Regions from separate parts of the Homo sapiens genome. Here region 2 is linked to region 1. Evidence: chromatin loops called from intact Hi-C (ENCODE). Cell type or tissue: A673. All regions are shown on one strand. Links, peaks and the distances in the headings refer to the core of each region. The heading gives the core; the rest is flanking DNA. Region 1 has its middle 32 kb from the start of LINC02636. Region 2 has its middle 18 kb from the start of MACROH2A2.

Region 1 (5,390 bases), core at 196-5,195:
CTTTTCAACTCATATATTAGGCTGGTAAATGTGTAATCAGAAAAACCCCTGGGCAGATATTGATGGAGCCCTGTATTTGAGTGTTAAGCTTCTGACCTCTGAATTCTCTGAGCCGTTTTCCTCTGTCTATTCACTGTCTCCACCTCATACCCCACCCCCACTTAGCTTGGGGCTAAGAACTCTTGACATAAATACTAACTCTGCAGAGCTGATCAAAAGCAGATGTAGTGAAGGATGTTGACCCTGGATTTCATAGCAGTCATCACTGGGTGAGTAATAAATCTCTATGTTTATATGGCTAGAGTCTTTCCTCTGAATTAAAGACCACTAAACCTTCACATTTGTGGCCGCTGACTGGGAAGAACATCTTTGTCACTGGCTTCTTAATTCAATGTGCCAACAGCTAAGATGCTCTTAGAATAATAAATTGCAGTCTCCCTCCTGACCTCATACACCCCCATGCAGTCTCCCTCCTGACCTCACAGAGGCCCATCCAATGATACTTCATGCTTATCATCCACCCACTCTTTTTAATTGGGCTGGCAGAATCATAGTATCTTAGTCCTGGAGACTTGAACTATGTCTCCCTCCCCACTTTTTCAGTATTAATTAATGTGGTCATTATACTCTTGCCATTGCTAAGGATACAGTGATTTCCTTAGCATTGCTGGATCTTTTCAAGTTAAAATAATAAATCAGAATATTAATTCAAGATGTGGCTGTGACCCGAAGAAGTCATGTGGCTGTGGCACTAACAAGTTATGTGCCTTCACCAGCCCTTCATCTCCCACGGCCTCTTCTTCATAAAAGTGAAGACATTGAATTCTAAATCTTTTTTGATTCTATCACGGTTTACAGTGATAGCTGGTGACATATTGTGGCCATTGGTGTCTTTAATATATTGTGACTATAGTAGCTGTTAACAGCCTGTATGTGTGATTGGAAAACGGCAGTGTACCCTCTCGGAAGTAAGATTTTAATGTGGGAATTGGAAAGAGATTGGTTTGGATAACTCCAATCACATAGAGATCTCTTTCCTAACTCACGCCTCATTTGAGAAAGTAGTAAATTCCCAAAAACAAGCTATTAAATGGCATCTCCAAGGATTCTGAGCTTGAACAGGTCTTCAGGAGTTTAGGTACTGGATATTCCCCAAATAGATTGTTTATCTCCCTGGCTTTTGAAGAGTGAGGATGGGTTATGCCGACTTAAATACATTCTTGTTCAGCCCCTCTACCTCCACATTCTCACTGGCAACAATGGATATAAAAATACAATGTAATGGAGAGAGATTCAGCAAAAACATTGGCCTGTACTTTTCAAAAATATCAGTGTCATGAAAGACAAAGAACAATGAGGAACTGATCCAGAATAACAAAGAGTAAAGATTAAAGAGACATGGAAAATACATTCAGGGCCAGAAAAAAAATGGACAAAAAGTTCATTATAGAGCAATTGGCAACGTTTGAATATGGTGTGACATTATATAAGTGAATATTCTTGTGCTTAGAAAATGCACACTGAAATATATAAGTGAATATTCTTGTCCTTAGAAAATACATACTGAAATATATAAGTGAATATTCTTGTCCTTAGAAAATACACACCAAAGTATCTAGCTGTAAAGGAGAAAGATGTCTACAACTTGCTCTCAAATCATTCAGGAAAAAAAAAATTTAATTGAAAAAAGATAAAAAGATAAGTTGAAAAAACTGAAAAAGAAAATAAGAAAACAAATGTGGGAAATAAGACAAAGAGGGACAAATCTGGATGAAGGATATACAGGAGTTCTTTACACTGCTATAGCTATTTCTTGTGTTTGAAATTATTTACAAAAATATATTAAAAAGAAGACACTGTAGAAATAATTTCAATATTCTAAGACAAAATAATTTTGAACCTAAATTCTATATGCAATCAACTATTTAAGTATTATGACAAAATAAAAACATGTTCAGACTGCAGGACTTAGAATATTTCTTTGGCCATAAACTCTCACTGAAATTAATGCTAGAAAATGTACTTGAGCAAATAAAAAGACATGGGATACAAGAAACTATTATATCCATAGAAATTGGTAAAACGTGCAGCTAAGCCTAAATAATTGTTGTTTTATTGATAGAATCTAGAAGAAACAAAAATCCCAAATAGTTTCAGCAAGGAAAGTAGCAGAGACCTGGGGAAGGAGAAAGTAAATCATATCTAGTTTATCCATTATTCTGAATAAGAGGAAGAGAGAAATACTGATTAATTGTGGTCATACAGAGGAGATACCATGTGCTAAATTTTAAAGGTATTCAGGGTGACATCAGTACAAATGGAGGAGTAAGGAGTTCTGAACATTCTCTCCTCCATAAAATCAACTAAAACAATGGCAAAAATTGTCAGAATCGACTTTTTCAGAACTCTAAAATTAATGAAAGGCTTACAGCAATCCAGGAGCATTTATTCAAGAAAACTGGCTGAAACTTGGTAAGAACAGGGAGTTTTGTGGAGTTTTAACTTGCCTTTTCCATGACCCTCCTCAGCTCAGCAGTAGCCTTGAAAATATGAAACCAGCAGCCTGGCAGCCAGACGCCCTGGGGTTAGGCAGGAAGTGGGGTGCAGGAAGGAAGGTGGTTATGTGGGAGGCAGAACCAGCTTGGAGCTCATTCAAGGCCATGCTTCCAGAGAATTATCATTACTTAACCTGTCTGGTCATTCCCTGGAAGACCGTATTCACAAGACTTATCTTATTTGACCCAGATCAGGGTTAGCCCAGTGTAAACAGCCTCTTCTCCAGGAGAATTTGTCAGAAACAAACAGCAGTGACTATTTAACATTGTGGCTGCCTGTGTGGTGGCTAACAGCTGGGACAAACAATATTCCAACCAAAATGTTTAAAGGGTAAATCTGAGAAATGAGATATCCATGGGGATTTTTTTAAAACTCCAACTTACAGTAGTCTAGAAAAACATGTGCATGTAGAGGGCTGTGGATATGCTCAGGAAAGATCTGAGAAAGCCCTAGGCTATCACCTCTGGCTGACCTTGAGGCCCTACACAAACAGTAAGTGAACACTAAGCAAGAGTTGTCATCCCTGGCTGAGTGTTAAAGGTATGCCTCAATATGCATACAGAGCCACTTAGCACAGATTGGGAGACTTATTTGTTCTAGTCATTTGAGGAAATCTCTGTGTAATCATTAGCTGATGTCTAAGTTAACTGAGCAGAGACATCAGTGAGCACACATGATGAATAAAGACATTATAGAATTACCTCAAAAAAGTTGCTATCAAAAGAAAACAATAATAACAACAAACAGCAAGGACAGCAAATCATGGAGTGGGGAGGGGGAAGAAAGAATCTGATTCCCAGAGATGACACCTAATATTATATGGTGTTCTGTTTCAATTAAAATTTTAAAATATGCAAAAAGAAAGAAAGCCTACATACAAGAAAAAAGCAGGTAACAGAAACTACCTTTGTGGAAGCCAGATGTTGGACTTACTAGACAAAGACATTAAAATCACTATTTTAGATATGTTCAAAAAAAAAGTAATCCATGGGTAAAGAACTAAAGGAAAATATGAGAATAATATCTCACTGTATAGACAATATGAATAAATTGATACAAATTATAAAATGGAACAACCAGAAATTCTAAGGTTAAGAAAATACAACTGGACCAGGTGCGGTGGCTCACACCTGTAATACCAGCACTTTGGGAGGCCAAGGCGGGCAGATCACTTGAGGCTAGTTCAAGACCAGCCTGGCCAACATGGTGAAACCCCATCTCTACTAAAAATACAAAAATTAGCTGACAGTGGTGGCAGGTGCCTGTAGTTCCAGCTACTTGGATGACTGAGGCAGGAGAATAACTTGAGCCTGGGAGGCAGAGGTTGCAGTGAGCCAAGATCACACCACTGCACTCCAACCTGGATGACAGAGCAAGACTCCGTCTCAAAAAACAAAGAAAGAAAATACAACTGAATTGAAAATGTCACTAAAGAGGTTAAACAGCACATATGAGCATACAGAAGACGGAATCAGCAAACTTGAAGACAGTTCAACTGAGGTTATTCAGTCTGAGGAACAGAAAGAAAAGGCAATAAATAAAACTAAACAAGCCTCAGGGACATAAGGGAAATCATCAAGCATATCAACACACGCATACTGGGAATCTGAGAAGAAGGAAGAGAAACAGACAGAAAGAATATACAAAGAAATAATGGCCAAGACCAGCCTGGCCAACAGGGTGAAACCCTGTTGAAAAATATAAAAATTAGCCAGGCATGATGGCAAGTGCCTGTAATCCCAGGTACTTGGGAGGCTGACACAGGAGAATTACTTGAACCTGGGAGGCGGAGGTCACAGTGAGCCGAGATTTTGCCATTGCACTCCAGCCTGGGTGACAGAGTGAGACTCCATCTCAAAAAAAAAAAAAAGAAAGAAAGAAAGAAAGAAGTAATGGCAAAGAGGCAGATGTAAATAGTGTTTTATCAATTATATTATATGCAAATGGATTAAACATGCCAATCAAAACACAGAGATCATCAGAATGGATGAAAATATGATCTATCTATATGTAACTTACGAGAGACATATTTTGAATTCAGAGACACGAATAGAACAAATGATAATCGAAAGAAAACTGGAGTGGCTATACTCATATTACACAAAACAAACTTTAAGACAAAAATTGTTACTAGGGGCAAAGAAGGACATTTTAAAATAATAAAAGAGTCAATCCATCAAGAAGATATGGTCATTATACCACTGATGTCAGCAAGAGGGTTGGCTAGAGTTGCCTGGGACTTTTTCTCCCTGACAAAAAGGGACCAAAACAATGAATAAACAACTGGAGTGACTAAGGAAGTATGCTGGACAGCACCTAAGGATAGGAAAACCCCATGGAGCATGGAAGTCCAGGATAGCATCATAGAGAGAGGAGTGGCACACCCTGCATCTGTAGCACTGTCTTCCCCACCAGGATTGGCTAGGAGTCAGGGGGTACTTTTTCTTACAGGGAGAAGGTAAGTTGGAGATCCCTAGTGGTCCTCATAGCCACTACAGACACCAGCAGTTCTTGCTAGAAAAGAGTCTCTCAGTCCTCACAGGCCCTGAATCCAGTTTGGGGAGTTCTGGAAGTTTCTGTGCTGCACTGCCCTGGAGGAAGAGCCCAAGTTGGGCACTACCTATCCCCACAGCCTGAGCTGCTATGACATGGTGCCATCTTCAAGCTGGACACACTGCTAGAGTGCATCCTGCCCTAGGGGCTGGTGGCCACTGCCTTTCTCCATCCATAAGACCCTGTTATCATTCCAACATGTTCACATAGGTGACTGTGACACCATAACCACAGCTTCATGGAGCCTAGAACCAATGGAATAATGGAGACTCTGGTGGTCA
Region 2 (5,390 bases), core at 237-5,236, 58 kb after region 1:
ATTAAGGATGAGGACTGCTTTTCTATTTTTTCCAAAATGCCTATATAAATATTATTTACTTCTCTAATGAGGAAAAATAAGTAAAAACAAATATTCTCAATGGAAATACTTTCATTGTATATGTTTCCTTGGAAACAAAATTTATACCTTTGCACTTACTTCACTACCTTGGCTTCTTTGCTTCCATTTTTACATCAGTCCTGTCCATCCCTATCTGCATTGCTCTGTGGTATGTACTAGCAACCAGAATTAAGGAACTGGCAGGCATTTTTAAAATTTCATATACAGTCTAGGCACAGTACCTCATGCCTCTAATTCCAGCACTTTAGGGAGCCAAGGTGGGAGGATCACTTGAAGCCAGAATTTTGAGACCAGCCTGGACAACAAAGTGAGACCCTACCTCTACAAAAAATAAAATTATTGGCTGGGCGCAGTGGCTCACGTCTGTAATCCTAGCACTCTGGGAGGTGTATCACTTGAAGTCAGGAGTTCGACACCAGCCTGGCCAACATGGTAAAACCCTGTCTCCACTATAAAATAACAACAACAACAAATTAGCTGGGCGTGGTGGTGTGCGTCTGTAATCCCAGCTACTCGGGAGGCTGAGGCAGGAGAATTGCTTGAACCCAGGGGATAGAGATTGCAGTGAGCTGAGATTGCGCCACTGCACCCCAACCTGGGTGACAGAGCGAGACTCCATCTCAAAAACTAAAAATAAAAATATAAAAATATTAGCCAGATGCAGTAATGCATGCCTGTAATCTCAGCTACTCAGGAGGCTGAGGCAGGAACATCGCTTGATCCCAGGAGCTCAAGGTTGCAGTGAGCTATGATTGCACCACTGCACTCCAGCCTGGGAAACAGAGCAAGACCTTATCTCTAAAAAAAAATAAAAAAATTAAATAATTAAACTTTTATGCACAGAATCAAAATAAAAACAGCTACAATCACACTTTTAAAGAACTTCTTGTTCTAGCTGATAATAATGTTTGGCTGAGAGACGGGAGGTGAAGAACAGTTATCTCGAAGCCAGTTTGCAATCTGCTACCCTGGAGATTTCTTTGGGAGACTTTGCATGGTTCAGAGGATCTTGTGATTGTTTTGTAAGCAAGGAGGTGCTGCATTTACAAATGCTGTAGAAACAGCTCTGTGTTTTTAATATTCTAAACAGAAATATAGAGTGCCTCTAAATTTCATCTGACAGAAACCTTATGCCTATATTAGCTGTATCCAAAAATAAGAACAAGCCTAAATGAAGACTGCTACAAACCTTTAGCATCAGCAAAAGGCTGTATCTCAAGGGAGAGAATATCAGCACAAGGAAAATACCAGGTTTAACTAGAAATCAGAGGACCTGATAAAGACATATCCTACTGCACAGTTAATTGCTCAGAGAGCAAGCAGGAAAGTGAAAAATATACCACTAATGTCCATTGTTTGTGAATGGCTAGGGTTGGGTCAAGTAAGGCTAGCCATGTAGAATATCAGCCCTACTATTGTTCCCAAGAAAACACCGCACACATTCTAAAGATTAGCAAAGGGACTACAGCACAGTAAAAAGGGAGGGGTGCTGAGAATGCCTCGTTTGATCGTTGATTTTCTTTTAATTTACAAATGTGAAAAGGAGTATAGTATGGTACATGGGATGTCATGTATTGTAAGTATATATATTGCAGGGTCTGTTTCATGGTAACAGAATTCAAAAATTAGGATTTTATCTAACCTTTGAGCAATATAAGAAAATTTTAGGCCTGGTGCAGTGGCTCACACCTGTAATCCCAGCACTTTGGGAGGCTGAGGCAGGAGGATCTCTTGAAGCCAGGAGTTTGAGACTAGCCTGGGCAACAAAGCAAGACCCCATCTCTACAAATAAAGAAAGAAATGATAAATTAAAAAAATAAAATTGAAACTAGTTCCACAAGAGGCATTGGGGGCTATTAATTTAATTGAATCATTCACAGATATAACCATTTTAAGGGTATATCGGTGTGAGCTAAAGGTTATCTGGACACTCATTCTGTTTGGAAAATAGAAACATGTACACGTGAGAGTTACTCTAAGGGTTTATTCTAAAAAGAAAAAATCTGATGGGTGAACATTTGCTTCCTTGGGTTATGTGCCATAATGTCCCCAACATAATTTTCCTGAAAAATGACTATATGGGTTACCAAAACAAACATATACATCACTGCAACACTTTGTAGTAACATATGCAGTGCTTTAAGCCAACTCAAAGATGTATAACGTAGAACTGGAATCATTTCCTAGACAGAGGACCAATAGCAATAACCCTTAATAGCCCAGGGTCTCCAGGGGCACATTTAAAGCAGGATTCCTAGAGGCTGCATTTCGGCAGCCACTGTGGAATGAAATAAACACTTTGGAGCAGAGCAGGAAGTCCCGCTGTTCAGCACTAGCTGGTTTCAAGCCAACGGTTCCTAATCTCAATGAGCAGCAGCTGTCATAGCCATTCTGCAGGGATGTCTTTTTGAAAGTTCTTAAAGATCTTAATTGTGACCTTCCCCTCTGGCTCTAAGTAAGGTTCTTCTTGCTCACCTGTCATATAATTGGGAGCACTCAATTTCATGATCAGCAACACAAAATGAAGTGGAGAATACTCTTATCAAATAAGCTGGAAGCAAGGGACAATCAGAGAGACAGGCAGCATGATGTACTAGAAAGAGAAGTGGGCCTCCTGACAAAACCTGACACAAGGGACAGGCTGCTGCGACCTTGTACAGATAACTCATCGGTAAATCTACTTAACATGCCTGTTTGAAGAATATTGTCTTAGTCCTTTTGAGCGGCTATAACAAAATGCACTCGTCCCTTGATATCCGTGGGGGACTGGTTCCAGAACCTCCTGTGGATACCAAAACTCGATGATGCTCAAGTCCCTGTTAAAAAATGGTGTAGTATTTGCATATAACCTAGGTACATCCTTCCATATAATTAAAATCACCTGTAGATTACCTATAAAACTTAATACAATTTAAATGCTAGGTAAATGATCATCATACTGTGTTGTTTAATGAATAATGACAAGAAAAATTCTGTACATTTTTAGTACAGATGCAATAATTTTTCCAAATATTTTTGATCCCTGGTTACTTGAATCCACAGATGCAGAATCCACAGATATGAGGGGATGACTGTACCTTAGACTAGGTAATTTATAAACAATAGAAATTTATTGTTCACAGTTCTGGAGGCTGGGACGCCTAAGATCAAGGTGCCAGCAACTTCAGCATCTGGTGAGGGCTTGCTCATCAGAGATGGCACCTTCTTGCTGCATTCTCACATGGCAGAAGAGAAGACAAGCTTCCTCCAGCCTCTCAAAAGGACACTAATCCCATTCATGAGGTCTCCGTCCTCATGATCTAATCACCTCCTAAAGACCCCACCTCTTTTAGTACTATTGCATTGGAGGTGAGGTTTCAACATATGAATTCTGGGGGATACAAACATTCAGACCACAGCAAGTGTCTTTTTATGAAAATAAGCATGTGTAAATAAGGCAATCGGGCTGTGTTAACTTCTCAACATAAAGCACACTTGCAAAAATTCTTAGTTGAATCACTTTGGAGTCTATTCAAGATAATTTCTCATATTAAGGCCTCAGCCTGCCATTCCAAAGATACCTTCCTGTGAACCTGCTCTCAGGCACTGAATGAACAGCTAGGCTGGCACACCAGCCACACCCCCACCTGGCCAACTTCCAGTCTCTGCCTCTAATCCTGCCTTCTCCCATCTCCACCTACTGAAATCCCATGCAGCCTTTCCATATTCAGCTCTAATGCCATCTTCTTTATGAAATTTTCTATCAAAGGGTGGGAGACAGAAAAGGGAGAGGGATGAGAGCCAGGGAGAGATTTGCTGCCACTTGATGGCTTTAGCTTTGCAAAGGCAGCAAGAAACACAGGGGCTTGAGTCTGAAAACCAACATTGTTGAGATTTCCCAACAGTGGCACAGGCACTAGAAAAGCAGTGGAAGCTCAGCCAGTGAGGTGTTAAAACACAGGCGGGGTGACCATCTGTCCAGGCTATCACAGACAGAATTTTCACCCTGGGTGGGGGTTACAAGGGATGACCCTACATCCCTTCCATGGTTCTAAGCTGTGTCATGGCCATGGGTTCCAAACAGTAAGTTTCAAGTTAGAGGCAAATCTTGTTGAAGGTTCAGTTTATGATTCTCTAATCTTACCTGCCCATTTTCTTGATACATTTTTTATTTAGAAAGAAATACAGGCTGCAGACTAGCTACTTGGGAGGCTGAGGTGGGAGGATCGCTTGAGCCCAGGAGTTCAAGGCTGCAGTGAGCCATGATTGCACCACTATACTCCATCATGGGGCAACATAACAAGACTCTGTCTCTTAAAAAAAAAAGAGAAAGCAACATAGCAGCATAAGAGCAAAGGCTTTAAAGTCAGCCTGCACATGGATATGAATCCTTGTCTTAGACAAGTTACATAACCACTGCTGGTCTCACTTTCCTCACCTATAAAGTGGGCTTAATAACAGAACATCATAAGGGGTTGATGTAAGCAGTATATGAGCTAATACACATAAAGCAGTTAGTGTAGTATACAGCATATAGCATATAGCAAGCATGCAATAACAGTTCATTACTGTCAACATCACTACCATTATTAAAGTGCTTTGCAGGTCCTGACATATGGAAAATGTATAATAAATAACAGCTATCAAGATTTTTAAGTTTTTATTATTATTATTATTATACTTTAAGTTTTAGGGTACATGTGCACAATGTGCAGGTTAGTTATGTATGTATACATGTGCCGTGCTGGTGTGCTGCACCCATTGACTCGTCATTTAGCATTAGGTATATCTCCTAATGCTATCCCTCCCCGATCCCCCCACCCCACAACAGTCCCCAGAGTGTGATGTTCCCCTTCCTGTGTCCATGTGTTCTCATTGTTCAATTCCCGTCTATGACTGAGAACATGCGGTGTTTGGTTTTTTGTCCTTGCGATAGTTTACTGAGAATGATGATTTCCAATTTCATCCATGTCCCTACAAAGGACATGAACTCATCATTTTTTATGGCTGCATAGTATTCCGTGGTGTATATGTGCCACATTTTCTTAATCCAATCTATCATTGTTGGACATTTGGGTTAGTTCCAAGTCTTTGCTATTGTGAATAGTGCCACAATAAACATACGTGTGCATGTGTCTTTATAGCAGCATGATTTATAGTCCTTTGGGTATATACCCAGTAATGGGATGGCTGGGTAAAATGGTATTTCTAGTTCTAGATCCCTGAGGAATCACCACACTGACTACCACAATGGTTGAACTAGTTTACAGTCCCACCAACAGTGCAAAAATGTTCCTATTTTTCCACATCCTCTCCAGCACCTGTTGTTT

The links. Peaks named below come from ENCODE experiments on the same cell type or tissue, not always from the same donor. Only the 100,000 strongest peaks of a DNase experiment are listed, where the experiment ranks them.
Region 2: a loop joins it to region 1, with 4 times the contacts of the local background. A loop is called at or near these places in 2 of 110 quality-filtered maps.

The regions. Positions count from the first base shown.
Region 1 is chr10:69,974,515-69,979,904 of GRCh38, forward strand. No RefSeq gene overlaps it. Among named protein-coding and RNA genes, the nearest start is that of LINC02636, 32 kb to the right of the region's middle. In A673, for the core only: no CTCF peak of the experiment used is centred there; DNase peaks (open chromatin) are centred at 307 and 2,607; H3K4me3 peaks cover 731 bases; H3K27ac peaks cover 3,105 bases.
Region 2 is chr10:70,032,037-70,037,426 of GRCh38, forward strand. No RefSeq gene overlaps it. Among named protein-coding and RNA genes, the nearest start is that of MACROH2A2, 18 kb to the right of the region's middle. In A673, for the core only: no CTCF peak of the experiment used is centred there; a DNase peak (open chromatin) is centred at 2,375; H3K27ac peaks cover 2,828 bases.